Linked DNA regions of Homo sapiens: region 1 is linked to region 2. A link is an interaction called in ENCODE POLR2A ChIA-PET data of the cell type or tissue named here. Cell type or tissue: PC-9. All regions are shown on one strand.

Evidence for each region. Peaks named below come from ENCODE experiments on the same cell type or tissue, not always from the same donor. Only the 100,000 strongest peaks of a DNase experiment are listed, where the experiment ranks them.
Region 1: POLR2A ChIA-PET joins it to region 2 with 13 read pairs; 2 of 35 experiments call an interaction of 5 or more read pairs at or near these places.

The regions. Positions count from the first base shown.
Region 1 is chr1:223,864,448-223,869,447 of GRCh38, reverse strand. It overlaps the pseudogene ACTBP11. Among named protein-coding and RNA genes, the nearest start is that of TP53BP2, 21 kb to the right of the region's middle. In PC-9, no CTCF peak of the experiment used is centred here; no DNase peak of the experiment used is centred here.
Region 2 is chr1:223,716,226-223,721,225 of GRCh38, reverse strand. It overlaps CAPN2 (calpain 2), which reads right to left. Exons shown (of 21, transcript NM_001748.5): 2 at 3,395-3,464. Among named protein-coding and RNA genes, the nearest start is that of CAPN2, 6.2 kb to the right of the region's middle. RefSeq lists enhancers at 1,620-2,467, 2,633-2,802. In PC-9, no CTCF peak of the experiment used is centred here; DNase peaks (open chromatin) are centred at 85, 1,525, 2,225 and 2,965; H3K4me3 peaks cover 810 bases; H3K27ac peaks cover 5,000 bases.

The DNA of each region.
Region 1 (5,000 bases), 150 kb before region 2:
ACCCAGAATTTCATATCCAGCCAAACTAAGCTTCAAAAGCAAAGGAGAAATAAAACCCTTTCCAGACAAGCAAATGCTGAGGGATTTTGTCACCACCAGGCCTGCCTTACAAGAGGTCCTGAAGGAAGCACTAAATATGGAAAGGAAAAACTGGTAACAGCCACTGCAAAAACACACCGAAATACAAGATTATTGACACTATGAAGGAACTGCATCTACTAATGTGCAAAATAATCAGCTAGCATCATGATGACAGCATCAAATTCACACATAACAATATTGACCTTAAATGTAAATGGGCTAAATGCCCCAATTAAAAGACACAGACTGGCAAATTGGATAAAAAGTCAAGACCCACCAGTGTGCTATATTCAAGAGACCCATCTTATGTTCAAAGACACACATAGGCTCAAAAAAAAGGGATGAAGGAATATTTACCAAGCAAATGGAAAGCAAAAAAAAGCATTTTTTTTTTTTGCTTGCAAGTAGGTTGCAATCCTAGTCTCTAATAAAACAGACGTTAAACCAACAAAGATCAAAAAAGACAAAGAAGGGCATCACATAATGTTAAAGGAATCAATGCAACAAGAAGAGCTAACCATCCTAAATATATATGCATCCAATACAGGAGCACCCAGATTTGTAAAACAAGTTCTTAGAGACCTACAAAGAGACTTAGGCTCCCACACAATAATAGTGGGGGATTTTAACACCTCGCTGTCAATATTAGACAGATCAATGAGACAGAAAATTACAAGGATATTCAGGACTTGAACTCAGCTGTGGACCTAATAGATGTCTACAGAACTCTCCACCCCAAATCAACAGAATAAACATTCTTCTCAGTGCCACATGGCACTTATTCTTAAACTGGCCACATACTTGGAAGTAAAAGACTCCTCAGCAAATGCAAAAGAATGGAAATCATAGCAGTCTGTCAGACCATAGTGCAATCAAATTCGAATTTAGGATTAAGAAACTCACTCAAAACCTCACAACTACATGGAAATTGAACAACCTGCTCCTGAATGGCTTCTGGGTAAATAACGAAATGAAGGAAGAAATAAAGAAGTTCTTTGAGACCAATGAGAACAAAGAGACAATGTACCAGAATCTCTGGGACACAGCTAAAGCAGAATTTAGAGGGAAATTTACAGCACTAAATGCCCACATTGGGAAGCTGGAAAGATCTGAAATTGACACCCTAACATCACAATTAAAAGAACTAGAGAAGCGGCCAGGCGCGGTGGCTCACACCTGTAATCCCAGCACTTTGGGAGGCTGAGGCGGGTGGATCACGAGGTCAGGAGTTCAAGGCCAGCCTGGCCAACATGGTGAAATCCCGTCTCTACTAAAAATACAAAAATTAGTTGGGCGTGATGGCGGGTGACTGCAGTCCCAGCTATTTGGGAGGCTGAGGCAGGAGAATAGCTTGAACCTGGGAGGCGGAGGCTGCAGTGAGCCGAGATCCCACCATTGCACTCCAGCCTGGGACAGAGTGATACTTTGTCTAAAAAAAAAAAAAAAAAGAACTAGAGAAGCAAGAGCAAACAAATTCAAAAGCTAGCAGGAGACAAGAAATAACTAAGATCAGAGCAGAACTGAAGGAGATAGAGACATGAAAAACCCTTCAAAAAATCAATGAATCCAGGAGCTGGTTTTTTGAAAAAATTAACAAAATAGACCGCTAGCTACACTAATAAAGAAGAAAAGAGAGAAGAATCAAATAGACACAATAAAAAATGATAAAGGGCATATCACCACTGATCCCACAGAAATACAAACCACCGTCAGAGAATACTATAAACACCTCTATGCAAATAAACTAGAAAATCTAGAAGAAATAGATAAATTGCTGAACACATACACCCTCCCAAGACTAAACCAGGAAGAAGTTGAATCCCTGAATAGACCAATAACAAGTTCTGAAATTGAGAAAGAAATTAATAGCCTACCAACCAAAAAAAGCCCAGGACCAGAAGGATTCATAGCCGAATTCTACCAGAGGTACAAAGAGGAGCTGGTACCATTCCTTCTGAAACTATTCCCAACAATAGAAAAAGAAAGACTCCTCCCTAATTCACTTTATGAGGCCAGCATCATCCTGATACCAAAACCTGGCACAGACACACCAAAAAAACTCCACAAAATTTCAGGCCAATATCCCTGATGAACATCAATGCAAAAATCCTCAATAAAATACTGGCAAACCAAATCCAGCAGCACATCCAAAGCTTATCCACCATGATCAAGTCGGCTTCATCCCTGGGATGCAAGGCTGGTTCAACATATGCAAATCAATGAATGTAATCCATCACTTAAACAGAACCAATGACAAAAACCACATGATTATCTCAATAGATGCAGAAAAGGCCTTCAATAAAATTCAACATGCCTTCATGCAAAAAACTCTCAATAAACTAGGTATCGATGGAACATATCTCAAAATAATAAGAGCTATTTATAACAAACCCATAGCCAATATCATACTGAGTGGGCAAAAGCTGGAAGCTTTCCCTTTGAAAACCGGCACAAGACAAGGATGCCCTCTCTCACCACACCTATTCAGCATAGTATTAGAAGTTCTGGCCAGGGCCATCAGGCAAGATAAATAAATAAGGGGTATTCAAATAGGAAGAAAGGAAGTCAAATAGTCTCTGTTTGCAGATGGCATAATTGTATATTTAGAAATCCCATTGTCTGAGCCCAAAAACTTAAGCTGATAAGCAACTTCTGCAAAGTCTTAGGATACAAAATGAATGTGCAAAAATCACAAGCATTCCTATACACTAATAATAGACAAGCAGAGAGCCAAATCATGAGTGAATTCCCATTCACAATTGCTACAAAGGAATAAAATACCTAGGAATACAACTTACAAGGGATGTGAAGGACCTCTTCAAGGAGAACTACAAACCACTGCTCAAGGAAATAAGAGATGACAAAAACAAATGGAAAAAAAATTCCATGCTCATGGATAGGAAGAATCAATATTGTGAAAATGGCCATACTACCCAAAGTAATTTATAGATTCAATGCTGTTCCCATCAAGCCACCATTGACTTTCTTCACAGAATTAGAAAAGAAACTACTTTAAATTTCATATGGAACAAAAAAAGAGCCCGTATAGCCAAGACAATCCTAAGCAAAAAGAACAAAGCTGGAGGCATCATGCTACCTGACTTCAAACTATACTACAAGGCTACAGTAACCAAAACAGTACGGTACTAGTACCAAAACAGATATATGGACTAACGGAACAGAACCAAGACCCCAGAAATAACACCACACATCTATAACCATCTGCTGTTTGATAAACCTAACAAAAACAAGCAATGGGGAAAAGATTCGCTATTTCATAAATGGTGCTGGGAAAACTGGCTAGCCATATGCAGAAAACAGAAACTGGACCCCTTCCTTACACCTTATACAAAAATTAACTCAAGATGGATTAAAGACTTAAATGTAAAACCTGAAACCATAAAAAACTCTAGAAGAAAACCTAGGCAATACCATTCAGGACATAGGCACGGGCAAAGACTTCATGACTAAAACACCAAAAGCAATCGCAACAAAAGCCAAAATTGACAAATGGGATCTAATTGAACTAAAGAGCCTCTGGACAGCAAAAGAAACTATCATCAGAGTGAACAGGCAACCTACAGAATGGGAGAAAATTTTTGCAATCTACCCATCTGACAAAGGTCTAATATCCAGAATCTACAAGGAACTTAAACAAATTTACAAGAAAAAAACAAAAACTGCATTGAAAAGTGGGTGAAGAATATGAACAGACACTTCTCAAAAGAAGACATTTATGCAGCCAACAAACATATGAAAAAAAGCTCATCATCACTGATCATTAGAGAAATGCCAGTCAAAACCACAATGAGATACCATCTCATGCCAGTTAGAATGGCGATTCTACGTCAGGAAACAACAGATGTTGGCAAGGCTGTGGAGAAATAGGAACGCTTTTACACTGTTGGTGGGAGTGTAAATTAGTTCAACCATTGTGGAAGACAGTGTGGCAATTCCTCAAGGATCTAGAACCAGAAATACCATTTGACCCAGCAATCCCATTACTGGGTATGTACCCAAAGCGTTATAACATTCTACTGTAAAGTCACATGCACACGTATGTTTATTGCAGCACTATTTACTAAAGCAAAGACTTGGAACCAACCCAAATGCCCAGCAATGACAGACTGGAGAAAGAAAATGTGGCACATATACACCATGGAATACTATGCAGCCTTAAAAAAGAATGAGTTCATGTCCTTTGCAGGGACATGGATGAAGCTGGAAACCATCATTCTCAGCAAACTAACACAGGAACAGAAAACTAAACACTGTGTGTTCTCACTCATAAGTGGGAGTTGAATAATGAGAACACACGGACACAGAGAGGGGAACATCACACACTGAGGCCTTTCCAGGGTGGGGGTGAAGGAGAGGGAGAGCATTAGGACAAATACCTAATGCATGCGGGGCTTAAAACCTAGATGATGGACTGCCAAGACCATGTCTGCCAGGTGAGCACAGAGCCTTGCCCTCGCTGCTCTGCAGCCTGTCCACACCCGCCGCCAGCTCACCATGGATGATGATATCGCGGCGCTCGTCATTGACAACAGCTCCGGCATGTGCAAGGCTGGCTTCACAGGGGATGATGACCCCTGGGCCATCTTCCCTTCCATGGTGGGGCGCCCCAGGCACCAGGGCGTGATGGTGAGCATGGGTCAGAAGGATTCCTATGTGGGTGACGAGGCCCAGAGCAAGAGAGGCATCCTGACCCTGAAGTACCCCATCGAGCACGGCATCGTCACCAACTGGGACGACATGGAGAAGATCTGGCACCACATCTTCCACAATGAGCTGCGTGTGGCTCCCAAGCAGCACCCCGTGCTGCTGACCAAGGCCCCCTGAACCCCAAGGCCAACCGTGAGAAGATGACCCACATCATGTTTGAGACCTTTAACACGGCAGCCATGTACGTGGCC
Region 2 (5,000 bases):
CCTCCAGAAGGGCAGATTTTTCTCTGCTGAATCAATTCTTACACAACTATATTCTGCAATGGAGATGGCTCTTGGTGAGAGCAGCTCTGTAAACATGGTTTAAATGACTTTGGTGAAGCTTGGAAGCTGAGCCTTCTGGGAAGGAGCGTGGGTGTTTGTGGATTAAACATTGCTGGGCAGCACAGTAAACAGGGCAGGGCGTTGCAAAGTGCACAAGTCTAAGAATGTCACCTGCCCAAGTTCCCTGGGGGAACTGAGTAAGGCTCAGGGTAGAAAGCGCAGGTAGAGAAGATGAATTTTGCTGAGAATGGTTCCTCAGCACAGCACTATGGCAAATTGGAGGGAGCATGGGTTAGGAAGAGTGTAGGATTCAAAATCAGACCAGGGTTCAATCCTTTGGCAATTACTAGCTGTGTGGCTTTACACTTACTCTCCCGTCTCTGTGGCTCAGTTTTTTTTTATCTGTACAGTGAGGTGAGAATATTTACTTTAGATTTGGGATGAGTACATGAAATACTGTAGTGAAAAAATGCTCTATGAATTGCATACTGTTATGCAGGTGATGGGTACTGTTATTACTCCTTCTGTGTGTAATAAAAGAATGATCTTGGCTGGGCGCAGTGGCTCACGCCTGTAATCCCAGCACTTTGGGAGGCCGAGGTGGGTGGATCACTTGAGCTCAGAAGTTCAAGACCAGCCTGCGCAACATGGCAAGACCCGGTCTATACAAAAAAATACAAAAATTAGCCAGGTGTGGTGGCGTGTGCCTGTAGTCCCAGGTACTCAGAAGGCTGAGGTGGGAGGATCACTCGAGCCCAGGAGGCCAAGGCTGCAGTGAGCCAAGATCCTGCCAGTGCACTCCAGCCCTGGGGAACAGAGTGAGACCCTGTCAAAAAAAAAAAAAAAAAAAGAGAGAAAGAGAGAAAATAAGGATGATCTTGTAGTGCTCTAACCCTCTAGCACAAGGAATGAGGAGTAGCTGGTTAGAAACCCGGGAATGGCTTTAGAATAGCTGAATACAAACTCATAGGGGGTGTCTGAGGTCACTCCATTTACCCTCCTTCCTTCTCCGTTTTTGGAAGAGACGGAGGTTCCAGATGGAAGTTCCAGGTAATTACTTGCCCAGTCTTCGGACTACCAACAGAGCTGAGTCTAGGCTCATATCTCTGGCCATGTCACAGAGTGTCACTGCCATGGCCTCTGTTCCTGGTGCTTGTGAGGCTGTTGGGATTTGGTGAAGGTCAAGGCCCCATCAGCACCCGCTGGCCAGGTGCCAGAATCAGGGTGAGAGTACAGTATACCACATTTCACAGATTGTGATCTAACTAGAGTCCTCCAAAATAAAAGGCTGAAAGAACAAAATGACCAATACTGCATTATACGCGCGCGCGCGCACACACACACACACACACACACACACGCACACACCCCTGAGAAATTACAGACTAGCTACTAAGAAATTTTTAAAAGGTTTACATTTCACCTGGTTTATAATTCCCCTGGGAGGGAAATTTCTCCCAGGAATGTTAACCTTTGCTATCTCCTCTCCAATTGGCCCAGTGGTATTTACACAGGACTTAAATCATGTATTTGTTGCTTACACTTTGGCACTTAAGGTGTTGTTAAACTCTGAAGCAGATGTTAGGCAGTTGCTGTGTTTGTTTCTGGATTCTCTCTCTTTTTTTTTGAGATGGGGTCTCTCTCTGTCACCCCGGCTGAAGTGCAGTGGTGCCATCTCTACTCACTGCAACCTCTGCCTCCTGGGTTCAAGCAATTCTCCTGCCTCAGCCTTCTGAGTAGCTGGGATTACAGGCACCCACCACCACGTCCAGCTAATTTTTTTGTATTTTTAGTAGAGACAGGGTTTGACCATGTTGGCCAGGCTGGTCTCTAACTCCTGACCTCAGGTGATCTGCCTGCCTCGGCCTCCCAAAGTGCTGGGATTACAGATGTGAGCCACTGCGCCGGCTGTTTCTGGATTCTCTAAAGCCCCCGGGGTTGGTCAAAGTTTCCATCAATTCCATTTTCTCTAATGAATAGATTTTCCTGGAGGATCCGCCTTGGGTGCTCAAGGACCTCTATCTTCTGTCTTTTGTGGGGCGAGAAGAAAAGAAATGAAAGGAGTGTTTTCTGCAGGTAAGAATGTGCTCTGGCATCTCAGGAATCTGCAGAGCCTGAGCTCAGACAAACTTTCCCGCCCAGCTCATGTTCTTCCTCACAGTCTGTCTGTCCTAATGATTCACATGATGCTCTGACATTCCTCAGGGCTAGAAAATTTTCCAGGTCCCGTCTTAGGGAGTCTAGCTCAGGAATTAAACATACCCTGGGGTCAGGGGTACCAGCCACCACTTTAGCTGTAGGAAGACCTCTGCATCCTCATCTATAAAATGGGAATAATCACGGTGCCTTAGAGATACATATTAGCTGTTATCAGCTGGTATTAGGAGTATATGAGTAACAGAACCTCTGCTAGGTGGGTGAGGACAGGAGGTACAACTCTAGTTGACTGATTTTGCTACTGATGAACTTGTCTGGGGAGCCAGCCAGCTGAGGCTGATGGCAGAAAATAGATTTTTGGTTTATCAGAGCAAATAATCTGCTCTAGTAATTATAGGCCCACATTTATTATGAGTAAAAGAACATTGAGGGCAGATTCTATGAGAATCTTAGATAACAGCGCCAGGCCCCATTGCTGGGACTTCCTAGAAGCTTTGGGAATTTTCATACTAAAGGTGGAGAACCCTGTGGGTTGAAACCTTCAACAAGGACTATCTCCAGAAACAAATCTGAACTCGGCTCCAGAAAGCAAGGTTTTGGACAATTCAGCTACTCCAGTTCATTTTACTTAAATGAGCGTTACAACTGTGATACCATGGTGAGCTTGTCTTGCAAACACTGAGAATGCCCTGGTACTATAACTTCCTTCAGCAGCGAGCATTAGAGTTTCCTCTTTCTTTACACTGAGTCACCTTCCCTGGTTCCTGAACCTCACAGAACTGATGTCTCAGTGCTGTCATTGGTCTGGGGGAGTCCTCCCACCTAGTCCTCTGCCCAGAGTGTATTTCGTGAACCACTGGTAATGCTGGCTCCAGGAGGTGCATACCAAGGGGTGGCTGACATCCAGAAGCCCCCTGGTCCTCCTAGTGGCAGCATCTCTGTAACCTCAGCAACTAGCCCTGTGCAGGGGACACAGGAGGCCTCATTTGTGTGCCCCAGCATGGGGCTGAGGGTAGAATCATTGCCCGCTAGGGCCAAGAAATTCCATGGAGCTTCTCTGCAAATAGAAATTGCCAAGCTGCTTGGGAAGGGAGAGAAGCCACAGGTTGTCCCTCATCTCTTCCACCCACAGCCTTACAGACAAGATCCCCCAGCTTGCTCTGAATCTATCACTTACCCAGGGCTCCTTGGCAGATGTCTGTGCGGGTGGCTCCTCCAATGATAAACTGGGGGTCAGCGCAGATCTCCTGGGAACGAGACCCACAAAGTGCTGTTAGCCTACCAGCCAGGTGCTTCTGCAGCTAGGATGCCTCCATTCTCAGTGGGGTCTTCTAACCCCTTCTCCCCTTCCCCTCCCCTCTGGGGAAAGTGTGTCATCACAGTCAGAACTCTGTGTCATGAGGTCCTTCTGACCCCTGCTCCCTGGGCCCTGATGGGTGGATGGGTGGTCCTGTCTGAGAAGGGCAGGCATTGGACCCTGCACACTCTGGACTGCCTGGAGCCTCCTTCATTGTGCTGTGTCCCGGGGGCCACAGCAGCAAGTCCAGCCTTTTCTGCCAGACGTGGAGACCATCCACACTCTAGAGCCACCCTATCCACTGGGTTAGCATCCTCTCTCCTCTGTTACTGCATGCAAGTTGTTTTGCTTGCATGAAATTCCTTCCTTTCCCACTCTCTTCCCTCCTTTTCCATATTGCATCATACCTTGAGGCTCATTGTCACCTCCTCCGTGAAGTCGTCCTAGTCCAATCCTCACTCATCCCTTCAAGTCTGAGTCCCAGAGTCTCTGGACTCTGCAATTTACTACTTAGGTATTACTCTGATTTCCTAACACATACCCTTTTGAGGGCAGGCGGGATCTAACCCTTTTGAATTCTTCCATGGGACCATGAAACTTACAGCATCTATATATTCTGTACCTGCTTACATCAGAGACTGTGCTCAAAGCTTTACCTCATGGAATGGGTATTATCCCCCTTTTACAGACGAGGAAACAGCTCAAAAAGGTGAAGTGACGTGTCCAAAGTTAACACAGTTCACAGATAATAGACAGCACTGGCATTGGAACTTACTGATCAAATGCGCCAACTCTTTCTGCTCCTGCCCTGCCTCTAATTGATTTAGTACCAAGCGTTCAAGGGTGTTAAAACCTCAGGGGCCATTGTCATGAGCAGCCTGATGGAAGCCAACCTTGAACACTTCTTAGCCCTTTCAGCAGCCCTCTGAGTGTGTTTCGATTCTGAAGAGCCCCACCCAAAAGCCACAGAGGAAGTTGGGGCACAAATTTGAGCCTCTCTGGGCTCAGGCAACCTTGCCTTGAAGGAGCTGCGTCTCATGTCTGCTTGGGTTGCACACGCCTGCCTCCACCCAACGGCCCTCGGCATGCCCACTCTGTCAAGCAGAAGTATGCCTATATGAGACTTGGATCTAGCCCCTGTTCATTCTAGCTCAGATTGTGGGAGCTCTTCCGGAAGCACCATCTGCCGCAGAGGACATTCCCTTCATGCCTCTGCCTTGTTTCTCTCTGCTCCTGTCAGTTTTGGGGATGGCAGAGAGAATCAGAATGCTCTTCTGCTGAGGCAAAGGAAGCCAGCTTGGCCCAAGGCCTGCCAGAGAGCTCTTATCCAGCTGATGGAATAGATTGGGCTTGGTGCTGGGAGCCTGTTTATTATAAAGAATCACACTGATAATCCTGAGTGTGCCAGGCACTTACTCCAGCAGGGTTTTTCCATTATACTTCAGAAACTTTCTAATGCCTTTAGCAGCCTCTCTAGAAAAGTCAG